3 separate regions of the Homo sapiens genome follow, and regions 2 and 3 are each linked to region 1. Evidence: chromatin contacts called from ENCODE Hi-C or POLR2A ChIA-PET data. All regions are on one chromosome and are shown on one strand. Each heading gives the region's core, a stretch centred on a gene start or an enhancer-like site at or near the end of the contact. The rest is flanking DNA. Distances are from core to core; before and after follow the strand shown.

What was found. A loop is a pair of places that touch in the nucleus more often than their neighbours do. ChIA-PET counts read pairs that join two places held with the same protein, here RNA polymerase II (POLR2A). Pooled maps may share reads with other maps.
Region 2: a loop to region 1 is called in a map of CD4-positive, alpha-beta T cell, with 14 times the contacts of the local background. The contact joins the promoter of ITPK1 here to the promoter of TDP1 in region 1. A Hi-C loop is called at or near these places in 3 of 168 maps with a recorded cell type or tissue (B cell, CD4-positive, alpha-beta T cell and CD4-positive, alpha-beta memory T cell) and 7 of 50 pooled maps.
Region 3: a map of CD4-positive, alpha-beta T cell shows a loop between it and region 1 (7-fold over the local background). The contact joins the promoter of MOAP1 here to the promoter of TDP1 in region 1. A Hi-C loop is called at or near these places in 2 of 168 maps with a recorded cell type or tissue (CD4-positive, alpha-beta T cell and CD8-positive, alpha-beta T cell) and 8 of 50 pooled maps. POLR2A ChIA-PET finds 5 or more read pairs at or near these places in 1 of 52 experiments (Caco-2).

What each region holds. Positions count from the first base shown.
Region 1 is chr14:89,953,587-89,957,588 of GRCh38, reverse strand. TDP1 (tyrosyl-DNA phosphodiesterase 1) reads right to left here and starts at 1,662. Exons shown (of 17, transcript NM_018319.4): 1 at 1,619-1,662; 2 at 789-1,011. EFCAB11 (EF-hand calcium binding domain 11) reads left to right here and starts at 2,859. Exons shown (of 6, transcript NM_145231.4): 1 at 2,859-3,003; 2 at 3,588-3,683. The coding sequence starts at 2,929. RefSeq lists a silencer at 1,335-1,564 and an enhancer at 2,630-3,130.
Region 2 is chr14:93,113,821-93,118,011 of GRCh38, reverse strand. It overlaps ITPK1 (inositol-tetrakisphosphate 1-kinase), which reads left to right and starts at 2,087. Exons shown (of 11, transcript NM_014216.6): 1 at 2,087-2,240; 2 at 2,707-2,943. The coding sequence starts at 2,849.
Region 3 is chr14:93,181,884-93,186,186 of GRCh38, reverse strand. MOAP1 (modulator of apoptosis 1) reads left to right here and starts at 1,290. Exons shown (of 3, transcript NM_022151.5): 1 at 1,290-1,377; 2 at 1,474-1,628; 3 at 1,825-3,988. The coding sequence starts at 1,945. The coding sequence ends at 3,000. LYSET (lysosomal enzyme trafficking factor) reads right to left here and starts at 870. Exons shown (of 2, transcript NM_001098621.4): 1 at 702-870. The coding sequence starts at 781.

The DNA.
Region 1 (4,002 bases), core at 413-2,912:
CTCCAGCTGCTCCTTCTCATTGAGCTTAAAGACCATCAGCTGGGCCTGGAGGCCATGCTCCTCAATTGAGTTCCTGTGTGGCCAGTAATAGGCAAACATGGTCCCTTGTCTCAAACCCGGCCATGACTAGGGAGTAAATGTGCACTTGGGCAGGTTAGTTAACTGCTGAGCCTCAGTTTTTTAGTCTGTGAAATGGATATCATGCTTACCCCCTGGAGTTCATTCATTCAATAACTTACTGGGCAGCTATTATGTACCAAAAACTGGGAATGAGGCGTTAACAATATAGTTTCTACCCTAGCAGAGCTAATTTCAGGGCAGAAGAGACAGACCCACACATAAAAATTTTAATAGCCAAGATGAGTTAGACATTCATTACATTTTATAAGTATGAGACAGAAAAATAGGGGTGACCTTTGGAATATACTTAAAAAGTAACATATAAATGAGACCCAGAGGGCCAAAAGGAACCTGCTGTCTAAATGATGGGGTGAAGAGCATTCCCAAGTAGAGGGAACCCAGCCGGCAGAGGTGGGAAAGAGGTCATAAGAAAGGACTTAGGCAAGGCAGGCAGTGGTCCGAAGCGGGTGAGGGGAGAAGACTTGTTAAAGAAATTGGATTTTATGCAATGATCAATGGGACCCCACTGAGGGCTTTAAGAAGGGGAGTCCGATTTACATTTATTTTTTTGAGACAGAGTCTCGCTCTGCCGCTCAGGCTGGAGCGCAATGGCGCAATCTCGGCTCACTCCAACCTCTCTGCCTCCCAGGTTCAAGCAATTCTCCTACCTTAGCCTCCCGAGGAGCTAGGATTACAGGCATCCACCATCACGCTCGGCTAATTTTTCTATTTTTGTAGAGACGGGGTTTCACCATGTTGCCCGGGCTGATCTCAAACTCCTAACCTCAAGTGATTCAGCCGCCTCGGCCTCCCAAAGTGCTAGGATGACAGGCGTGAGTCACCGCGCCCGGCCTTCGATTTGCCTTTTTAATACAGCTGTGTGCTCCAACTCTGCGGAGAATGGGTTGAAGACAAAGGAAGTGAGAGGGCTCTTGCTGAAGGCGTTGGGGACGGAGCAGATTCAGAACGTGAGGAAGTGACGGCAGCAGCTGCTAACCTTACTGCGTGCTCATTTGGGGCCGGCCAGGCACGATTCGAAGCGCCTCACCAAGTGTAAACTCGCTTCACCCTCAGGACAACTCTATACTACGTACCGTGACCGTCCTCCTATACTGGGAAACCGAGCACAGAAAGCTTAAGCGCCTGGCACGTGGTGGGCGCTTTCCTACTCACTTTCTGGGACCACGCACCTGTAAGCTTAGGTCTGGGAATAAAAACCCGAGCAGGGGCCCCTAGCGCCGCGCCCCGGCAGGACACAGGTCTCCGCAGCGCCCGTGCGCGCCCCCTGAGGCGCTGTGATCGGAGGAAACCGAGGCCCCGGGGCCGAGGCGACCCTGCCCCATCTTCCCGGCCGCGCCGCTTCCTCGCGGTCCGCCTCCAGCCCTGCCGGACCCCAGCAGCCCGCGCACCGCGACTCGGCCAGGAGCAGGATCCCGGGCCCGACCGCAGCCCGCGAGAGACCGCACCGAGTCCGCGCCCACTGCCGCCCAACACGTACCTGAGGCGCACAGAACCAACGCTTGCCTCGGATCCCGCCCCTTCGGCGGCCGCCGCGCATGCGCGCAGTTCAAACCCTGGCGGCAGCGGCTTGTGCCTCGAGGCCCGGCCCCTTCCCCTTCCGGAGAGCCCACCGCTGGGTCCTAAAGCCCGCCGGGTGTTTACCCAGGACGGGGCTGGGGAAACCTGGTCTCTCCTAGCTCTTGGCTTACTTCCTGGAGACTTCTTAAAACGAGAGGAGAACCAGAAAGGCGTCCCCTAACTTCGCTCTAGTTAACTAATAGCAAGACTCACCCTCTTTACAGGATTCTCATGGCTCAGGCTCCCAGGGCTCCATGCAGCGGCGTTTGGTTTAAAGTGGAGAGAGGATACGCTTAGGTTAAAGGCAGCTGCAAGGAGACCTGTGTCCTGGGAGGGGCTGGGTGCAGACTTTGAAATCTGCTGCAAAATAAAAAGTTAAATGAGTTCCCATTGGACTCAGAACCTCGAATGTCTGTTCCTTCTTCGCAACAGTTGCGTTCTCGTAAAATCTTCTGAGAAAAGGAACTCGCCCCACGTTCCTTGCCTTTAATAAGGATGTTTGCTGTGGGATTTGGGCTCGGTGCTGTTTATGGTATTTATTCTTGGAATCTCTTTCACACTAGGCATCTCTTCCAGAGGACTGAGTGAAATACATCTGTGTAAATATAACGGCTCGTTTCGTTCTTTCATTGAAGATCTACTTTGTGCCAGGCACAGTGCTAGGTGCTGGGATTATCTTGAGGACATAACAGATGTAGTAGCTGCCCTAGGAGCTCGATCCCAATGACTTGCTGATCTGAACGAGAATCCTGGACTTGGCTCTTTTCGTTTGGTTCTTCTTGTTTGTTCACAGTCTTTTTGTCTCCTATAACGTTTAGCATAGTGTCATAGATCTAAATGATTAAAAGTAACCTATTGCAAGATGGAGGGAGAGAATGAAATAAATCATGAACCAGGCATTGAACCAGCACCTAGAAGCGCTTGGATTTCCAGCCGCGCTCAACGAGTTAAGGGACAGTCAGGGGGTGGAGCCAAGTGCTGGGGGCAGGCCTGGGCGCCTCACTGCCAGGGCGGCTCCAAGGAAACGTAATTAAACAAAGACTCTGGCCAATAGCCCTGCGGGATTAACGCGAGTGGCTGGCAGGTTGTCCAATGGGAGGAGACGTCGGAGTTGCGCGGTGAAGTTCGGCTTCCTGAGCCGCGGTGGGCGTGGCCGCGGTAGGCTGCCAGCCAGGCTGGGAAAGCGGTGGTAGCTGGTTGGGTTGCTGGGGCTCGGTTGTTGTAGTCGCGATGTTCTTCTCCGAGGCCAGAGCCAGGTCGCGGACGTGGGAAGCCAGTCCCTCGGAACACAGGAAGTGGGTGGAAGTAGGTTTCCGGAGGGCGACTGAGCCTCGGACTTCAGCTTGGCCTGGGCCTCTCGCTTCCTCTCCCGTGTCTGGGTCTCACTCTGCCGGGTGTGCAGATAAGACCTGGGCTGCCTGTCCAAAGGGTCGTGGTTAATGACTGATCCTGGAGCTGCAGGGCTCCTGGCTCCCCGTCCAGGACTACGGCTACCTCCAAGTTCCATCTCCTTTCTCTCTATATAGTCTATTAATGGTAACCTTGAGTCTGCATCTCTCCCGCCTTTCAAAGCCAGCCCCTTTGCCTCACCTTCCTAACTCCAGGACTGAATTTTGGGTAGAATTTATCTCAGTGGCCTAAATGAATTAATTTGCGTCACCTAGCGGTTAACTCGTTTGCACTTTGAGGGAAATTTCAGCCCATGTTTAAGAAAATTTCAGTCCATCTTTAAGATTTCTTGAGAATTAATATTGGGATAATGAAATTCTATTTTCATACTCTACCGCTGGGCCAAGTTTTAGATTTTCGAGGTCCAAACTGTATAATAAACTAGTAATAAAAATAAACCATTTCTGTCTCATTAACTAAAGCTATTTAATGTTCTTCAGGTATTTAAAGCATGTGATGAAGATCACAAAGGATATCTCAGCAGAGAGGACTTTAAAACTGCTGTTGTAATGCTGTTTGGGTACAAGCCCTCCAAGGTAGAGCTTTCTTATATATTTGGGGATGGGGTAGACGATCAAAGGTGAATGGATCCTAAGAAAAGTTCACAGGGCTAGCTTAGGATGTTTATAAATTGCTTTATAAGCAATTTCAGAGATGTGTCCAGTGCTGAATTTTAGCTTCCTCTTAACACCTCAGCCCAGAGATGAAGTAGAAATCTTTTCCACTGGAGTCTACACAAGCCTATCTCACCACCAGGCTGCTAATAACTACTATAAATACAAGATGCTAGAGAGGTGCCAAGAGGGAAGACTGAGAGGGGAGTGTTGGTAACAGGAGAAATTTACATAGGACATG
Region 2 (4,191 bases), core at 838-3,337, 3.2 Mb before region 1:
CAATGGCTTGTGTCCATTTTCCTCTGCCACACACTGGGCTCTCGTGTGTTTGCCAAAGGAGTGAGGGAATTCCAGGAACCCTCCTGAACCACCCAGCCTCAACTGGTCTTTCAGTTCCTAAGAACAGCAGGACATTTAAAGTCGATGCCTGTAATCCCTACTGCTGACTTCAAGTATCAAGTTTATAGTTGCTGCCCCCATCCCCTTCGTTTTTACTCCCTTAGCCGCCTTCTTTTTTTTTTTTTTTTTTTGAGACGGAGTCTCACTCTGTTGCCCAGGCTAGAGTGCAGTGGCACGATCTCAGCTCACTGCCAGCTCTGCCTCCCAGGTTCACGCCATTCTCCTGCCTTAGCCTCCCAAGTAGCTGGGACTACAGGCGCCCGCCACCACGCCCGGCTAATTTTTTGTATTTTTAGTAGAGACAGGGTTTCACCGTGTTAGCCAGGATGATCTCAATCTCCTGACCTCATGATGTGCCCACCTCGGCCTCCCAAAGTGCTGGGATTACAGGCATGAGCCACCATGCGCAGCCTCCCTTAGCCTTCTTTTATCCATCTTGTGCCTCGGCCCTAGGGGTCCTTGCTATGATCTTCCCTTTATCCAGCTTTCCATGTCCCCCCCAGGAGCCAGGCATTCTAAGCCACAGAGCTGACCCTGGAACCTGTCACCACTTACCTTCTAGGCTCCCATGGCCTATGAAACTCGCAGTACCCTTGCCTAAGGCATGCAGTGCCCGTCCCTAGCTGGCCCCCTGGAGGAGTCCTGTTTCCCACCCATCGTCTTTTCCACTCTCCATCCATCCGTTTTCTCTACCTTGTTAAAGAAAAAAACTAATCAGATTCTCGTTAAAGATGGCAGGGAAGCCAGGCGGGGTGGCTCAGGTCTACAATCCCAGCACTTTGGGAGGCCCAGGTGGGAGGACAGCTTGAGGCCAGGAGTTCGAGACCTGCCTGGGCAACACAGTGTAGTCCCAGCTGCTCGGGAGGCTGAGGTGGGAGGATCAGTTTAGCAGGGGTGTTCGAGGCTGCAGTGAGCTATGACTGCACCATTGCACTCCAGCCTGGGCAGCATAGAGAGATCCTTGTCTTTCTTTTTTTTTTGAGACGGAGTTTCTTAATGTAGGCCGGCCAGGGTGATCACATACCAAGCGTGGAGATATTCTTGACAGCAGGATTCTGGCTAAAACTGGACTAAGAAGGCCAAGGACAGAGCCCAAGGTCGGGGCCTGGTCAGAAAGAGGTCTCGGAGGAGCCTGACTCAAGTGTGATCAAGGGAAGTCTTGGTCACCCGCTGGCAACTTGGCTTTTTCTTGTCTCCCAGCCTCAATTCAAGCTCATCCCCCTTCCCTGCTCCATCAAAATCTCCTTGATTTCCAAGGCCAGCTTCAGTGTCTCCTCTCAAACTTTTCTGAGCCTTCCCTCCACGGGAATCCATTTTTCCTGCCTGGGCCTGGGGAGAGAAGTCCATTTCTCCTTCCCAAACCCAGAGACCATTGAGGCAGGAAAGCTCCCTGGCTGCCCCATAGGGCAGGGCAGGGTAGGCGGGGTTTAGTGACTCCCCGGCGCCGACGCTGACCCGCACCCCTGAGGAAGGGGTCTCCGGGGACGGCCGCTGTTGTCGCTGTCGCCTCCAGTCCCCGCCCCTTCCCCCCTCAGTGAAGGGGACCTAGAGTGAGAACTGGTGGTCACGTCCTACGCCTAGGAGGGCCCCTGGGTGTTCACCCACCCCCCCGGGGGGCCCCATCCTGGGCCAGGGTCCGCTTCCTCGAGGGAAGGGGCGAATTCCTGGAAGGTCTCCTTCCGGGCGCAGTTGCAATGGATTGCCTTGGGGGTGCTGAACCCTGCTGGGGGTACAGAGACGTTTCCGAAACTCAGCGGCTCGGTCGCCCCCAAAGGCCAGGCGGAACACACGCCCACACCGCGGCTCCCTTCCCGAAGTAAGACCGCCGGGCCACGGCCGCCCCCAGGAAGCCCCGCGCCCCGCACCCCACACCCGGGGACACAAACAGGCGCCGGGTAGCCGCGAGGGCCGGCGCGGCGCCTTTAAGAGGCGGCGGGCGGCGCTGCCCCCTGGCGGCCGCCCCGCCGCTTCCTCGCCGCCGCGGGCTCAAGCGGGGCGGCCGGGCCAGCGCGGGGCGGCGGCGGGCAGGGGCGGCGAGTGCGCGGGCGCTCGCCGCCGCCCTTCTCGGCGGGCAGCGCGCGAGGACCAGGCCGAGGAGGAAGTGGCGGCGGCGGCGGCGGGTGAGGATCTCTGGCCGGGCCGAGTGGCCGCGTGCGCCCCGCCGGGGTCCAAGCGCGCCCAGGGGTTACGGCCCGGCTGGGAACATCAGAGGGCGAGGACCCGGGCGGGAGGAGGAGGGAGGAAGGGCTCGGAGGCCGCGCTTCTGCCGCCGCCTGAGGGCGTGTGGCTCGGGCCCGCGCGGCGGGAGGGCGGGCAGGGCGGGGGCGGTGTCTGCGGAGGCCCGGCTTCCCCTCCTGCGGGCCCTGGCCCCAGCTCCGACTCAGACTCAGGCTCAGCCGTGCCCCAGCCTCAGCCGGCAGGCCGGGCGGCGCGGCGCTCGCGAGCCGGTGGGCGGGCGGGCGAGCCCGCAGGCGGCGGGGGCGTGGGCGGTGGCAGCTTGGCCCAGCCAGTGGCCTTCCGCGCTGAGCGCCGCTCCCTCCTCCCGGCCGCCCGCCGCGCCCCGCCCCGCTCCGCTCCGCGCGGCAGGACTGCGCGCCCCAGCTCCGATCCCCGTTCCGCGTCCCCGCCGCCGGGAGGAGGTGCCCACTCGCTCGCGGCGCGCGCCGGCCGCCAGACTCGGCCTGTGGGCGATTTCCTCCGGACCCAGGCTCCCCGCCCGAGGAGGAAGATGCAGACCTTTCTGAAAGGGAAGAGAGTTGGCTACTGGCTGAGCGAGAAGAAAATCAAGAAGCTGAATTTCCAGGCCTTCGCCGAGCTGTGCAGGTAAGGAGGGACGCGGCGCCGGCGCCCGGGGACCCCCGGCCCGAGCCCGGTGACCCCCGGCCCGAGCCCGGTGCAGCCTCATTAGTTGTTTTGGGAGATCGGAGCCAAACGGGAAGAAGCGGCGCGCGGGGAGACTGAGTCCGAGCAGCCAGGTGGCGGTGGCGGCCGCCGGCCGCGTTCCAGGGAAGCGGTGGCCGGTGCGGGCGAGGTGGCACGGACCGGGGCGTTCAGGTGCACTGTGACCCGGCTGGGGAGGCCCCCAGCAGCCCAGGGCGCGGTGGGAGTTCTACTGAGGGTTGCGGAGGGACCTGGGAAATCGGGGCATCCACGCTGTGGGGTAAGGGCTTGAGGGTACTTTTGGACCGGAGTGTTTTTCTTCCTTCGTCCCCTTCCCTTTCATGAAGAAAGGGCACCCACGTTTGTGGACCACCTACTATGTGCCCCGCGTGTGCTCGGCTCTTGAGGCTGTCATTGCATATCATGAGGTTAAGCCCAGTTGAAGCGAGTAGCAATTCTTGGCATGTATGTGGTGATTTGCTGTCTCATTAGAGCCTCGCAGCAGCCCTGCAAATTGGCCAGGGTGGTGATTCTGGGCCACCTGTCTGAGAACGGGGACCGATCGGCAGAGGAGCGGGGTACCTAGCTTGGGGTCCCGCAGCTAGGGAGTGGCTGGTGCGTAGAAAGTGCTGGGTAAATGCCCGTGGTGTGGAGTGGCCTTCTGCCATCTGGGCTGTGTGCCCCTGCTCCCACCATGCTGGTGCTCCTTGGCGGAGTCTCCGGTGTTTAACAGATCACGTTCTTAATAAATTACAGAACTACTGAGTCTTGGGTCAGGTAGGCCTTCCCTTGCTCCACAACTGTAGCTTTGCCTCTGAGAAGCAGTTAAGCCCTTTTCTCAATGCAAGCCTAAGAGAATCTAGCTCTGAAAGCCTTTTGCAAACTCCAGGTGGAAACCTTTTGTGATGCAGCTTGTTAGACTGATTTTTGAAAATGGGCTCTACTTGCATTTTTGTCCCTGTGGGGGCCCCACACATCTTGGAGAATTGAACAGTTGGGTTTCCGTAACCCCTGGTGCTCCTGGGGGCCCGTGGCTGGTCTGAGCTGGCATGCGCAGGTGAGCCTGGCAGCACCTCTGTGTGCCTCATGCCTTTCCCAAGGGCCTGCTGCTCCTTTGCCCCGTGCAAGCCCCGCAGGCGCTCTTCCTGCAGCCAGAGGGGCACAGCTTGTACAGGATAGTGCCTGGTTCTT
Region 3 (4,303 bases), core at 41-2,540, 3.2 Mb before region 1:
TTATCTCCAAGAATTCTAGGCCGGGCGCGGTGGCTCGCGCCTGTAATCCCAGCACTTTGGGAGGCTGAGGCGGGTGGATCACGAGGTCAGGTGATAGAGACCATCCTGGCTAACATGGTGAAATCCCGTCTCTACTAAAAATACAAAAAAAATAGCCGGGCGTGGTGGCGGGCACCTGTAGTCCCAGCTACTCGGGAGGCTGAGGCAGGAGAATGGCGTGAACCCAGGAGGCAGAGCTTGCAGAGAGCCGAGATCACGCCACTGCACTCCAGCCTGGGCGACAGAGCGAGACTCTGTCTAATTAAAAAAAAAAAAAAAGAATTCTAAAATATCCCACTAACACACTTAAGATTTAAAATAATTAAATTAAACACCTATTAAGAAATGTAAAACTTACAGGTTGTTTTGTGTAATACTTACAATCAAGTAAAACAACACACACAAAAAAACAAAAAACCATTGATTTCAGTATATACTGAGTTCTGCTTTTTAACGGGAATCCCTCAGAATAAATCACTGCATCCTACTTAAACAGGTCCATAATACCCGCCCTCCAGAAACTGGAATTAAACTAGTTTCTCACAGCACATTTCACTTTGACAGGTGAAACACTTTCTGGCATAACAGTACTGCTTCAGACGTGAACGCGGGGTGCTACAAGTCAAGCCCCCAAGTTAAGACAGTAACTCCTAAGCACTTACAATGGTCCCGAAAATCTTCCTGTTCCCACGGCAAGCGTTAAAGAGTCACTCAGCTCTGAATAATCGGGTGGCTTTGGCATTTCAGAGAAAGCCAACATAAAATAAATCCCCTGGGTCACCCGGCTAGGAGAAAGGTGAGCGCCGCCAGCCTGGAGCACCAGCTACTAGTGATTAAGAACGGCGTGACTGCGGCGGGTCACGCGCGGCCCGGCCCCCGTCGCCGCCGCCGGAGACCCGCTCTGAGAACCTGACCCGGCAGGGAGGCGTCCCCGCCACTTGGGCCTCCGGGCGGCCGGCCCCGCCCCCTGCCGCGCTGCAGCGCCGGCACGCCGCGACCAAGGCTGCGCAGGCGGCGCCAGGCCCGGGCCTCGCCGCCTTGCAGCGCCGCGAGCCCAGCGCCCGTCAGCGGTCGCCGGCGGAGCCTGCTTGCAAAGCTGAGGTCCCGGATCTCACCTTCCTGTCCCGTGGTGGCCAGCCCGCCCGCCGTCCCGGATGCCGCCGCAGTCGGAGCTTCCGGCTCGGGCCGGAAGCGCGCGCGCCCCGCCCCCGAGGCCCGCCCCTCATGACGTCAGATCGCCCCCGCCCGCCGCGCAGCTTCCCCGAGCGAGACCAAAACAGGTGGAATCCGGGCTGGAGCCGGAGCTCCGGCGGCGCGGGTGGCGGCACGTCCCTCCAGGTGGGTGGCTCTCTGGGTCTGGCGACTCAGCGCTCCTCAGCCTTGCCCCCTGGTGCCCGCTCGCGACTGTCATCGCCCCATCACTTCTCGTTGCAGACAGTACCACAGGCACCTGGAGTACCGGCATCGGTCGCTGTGGCCCCCGAGTGTCCGTCAGAGCCTAGGGGAGCCTGCCCTCCCGCGCCTCGTCGGGGCCCGGCCAGGCACCTTGGCCGCCGGCGCACGGACGCGGGCACGAGCACTAGATCACGGTGAGTGGAAGCGGGCCCGACGCGGCCCTGCAGGCCCGACATCCGCCAGGCACCAGGGCTGGGAGGGGTGAGGGGCGCGCGCCGCAGTGCGGCTGCCCTGGCGTCGCCGCTGGGGGCAGGGCGCGCGGGGCTTGGGGCCTGCACGCTTGCCCTGGACGTTGGCACCTTTAGCTAACCTGTCTGCTCTGTCTTGCAGGCTGCTGGACCTCGGCACGTTGACAAGATTTCTCTGGGGTACCGCGGAGGATTACTTTGAATTTCGGTGGTCGCCTGTGGTCTGGCATATTTAGAACTTAAGTCTATTATTTCGGGCACCATGACTTTGAGGCTTTTAGAAGACTGGTGCAGGGGGATGGACATGAACCCTCGGAAAGCGCTATTGATTGCCGGCATCTCCCAGAGCTGCAGTGTGGCAGAAATCGAGGAGGCTCTGCAGGCTGGTTTAGCTCCCTTGGGGGAGTACAGACTGCTTGGAAGGATGTTCAGGAGGGATGAGAACAGGAAAGTAGCCTTAGTAGGGCTTACTGCGGAGACTAGTCACGCCCTGGTCCCTAAGGAGATACCGGGAAAAGGGGGTATCTGGAGAGTGATCTTTAAGCCCCCTGACCCAGATAATACATTTTTAAGCAGATTAAATGAATTTTTAGCGGGAGAGGGCATGACAGTGGGTGAGTTGAGCAGAGCTCTTGGACATGAAAATGGCTCCTTAGACCCAGAGCAGGGCATGATCCCGGAAATGTGGGCCCCTATGTTGGCACAGGCATTAGAGGCTCTTCAGCCTGCCCTGCAATGCTTGAAGTATAAAAAGCTGAGAGTGTTCTCGGGCAGGGAGTCTCCAGAACCAGGAGAAGAAGAATTTGGACGCTGGATGTTTCATACTACTCAGATGATAAAGGCGTGGCAGGTGCCAGATGTAGAGAAGAGAAGGCGATTGCTAGAGAGCCTTCGAGGCCCAGCACTTGATGTTATTCGTGTCCTCAAGATAAACAATCCTTTAATTACTGTCGATGAATGTCTGCAGGCTCTTGAGGAGGTATTTGGGGTTACAGATAATCCTAGGGAGTTGCAGGTCAAATATCTAACCACTTACCAGAAGGATGAGGAAAAGTTGTCGGCTTATGTACTAAGGCTGGAGCCTTTGTTACAGAAGCTGGTACAGAGAGGAGCAATTGAGAGAGATGCTGTGAATCAGGCCCGCCTAGACCAAGTCATTGCTGGGGCAGTCCACAAAACAATTCGCAGAGAGCTTAATCTGCCAGAGGATGGCCCAGCCCCTGGTTTCTTGCAGTTATTGGTACTAATAAAGGATTATGAGGCAGCTGAGGAGGAGGAGGCCCTTCTCCAGGCAATATTGGAAGGTAATTTCACCTGAGTCTCAGGGAACCACGAAGGGATATGGCAATGAGTAGAGCATGAAGGTAGAACAGTCTATATACTCTTGTGACACATACAATCCCTACCTTGTGCTGCCAAGTAACTCATTTTTGTGCAATTCTCAGTATAAGCCCTTTGTCGTTTCTGTGCCTATTTAAAGTCTCCTAAAGGTGTAATTGACTAGGAAGGATGTAGTTCTACACTGCCATTTACCTATTTAAATTCATCCTTGTGAATATCTTTGTTGTTGTTGTTGAGACAGAGTCTCGCTCTGTCACCCAGGCTGGAGTGCAGTGGCGTGATCTTGGCTCACTGCATCCTCCGCCTTCCAGGTTTAAGCTATTCTCCTGCCTCAGTTGCCCGAGTAGCTGGGACTACAGGCATGTGCCACCACGCCCAGCTAAGTTTTGCATTATCAGTAGAGACGGGGTTTCACCATGTTGGCCAGGCTAGTTTCGAACTCCTGACCTCAAGTGATCCACCTGCTTCGGCCTCTGAAAGTGCTGGGATTACAGGCGTGAGACACTGCGCCCAGCCTCATCCCTGTGAATTTCTTATTGTACACAAGTTCTTTCACTATCTGTGTGCAGTGCTCTGAGGGGACAGACAAGGCTTGGGTGTATATGCCAACCAGATCTCATTGAAGTATCAGCTTGTTTGGTACTAGGTGCAAGTGTAGCATGTCACATGTGACCATGTTGGATCATTGACAATTTTTAGGTATGTACTGACCTACATTTATGATGAAGATCCTGAGCGGAGGTTAAGATATTAAGTTATTTTCCATATGAATCAGAATTATATTGATTCTGTGCAATCAAAACAAAAGGCAGAATAGAATGCTGAGATTGGTTAAGTTTGCAATGACCATCTTGAACCACAGATTTCTGCTATGTGTCATCAAAACATCTAGTTCTGAGTAACATTTTCACGATTGTTATAAAATTATAGGTGTGAACTTCTAAAATAAAGGAATGCTAATAAAATGACTTTGTCTGTTTTGTTTATATCACGGTTCCAAGAGAGATTTCATTTGAATAAAGAGTTCCCAAAGCATGAATCTGCAAACCACTGAACCTACACAGACTTAGTTCCTTGGACTCTTTCCTCTTGGTGCTCAGGGGTAGGAAATTGTTTTCTAAGTGAAGGGACCTTCTACCGAAGCAGTAAAACAATGGGATGAAACAAGACAGTGCACAAATTAGTGCGAGTAGTGCAGATGTATCAGTGTGTCAAATTTGGAAGGAGAAGGAAAGAAATGAACATTGCATGCTGCTGCTTGGAAGATTGGACTAAAAGTT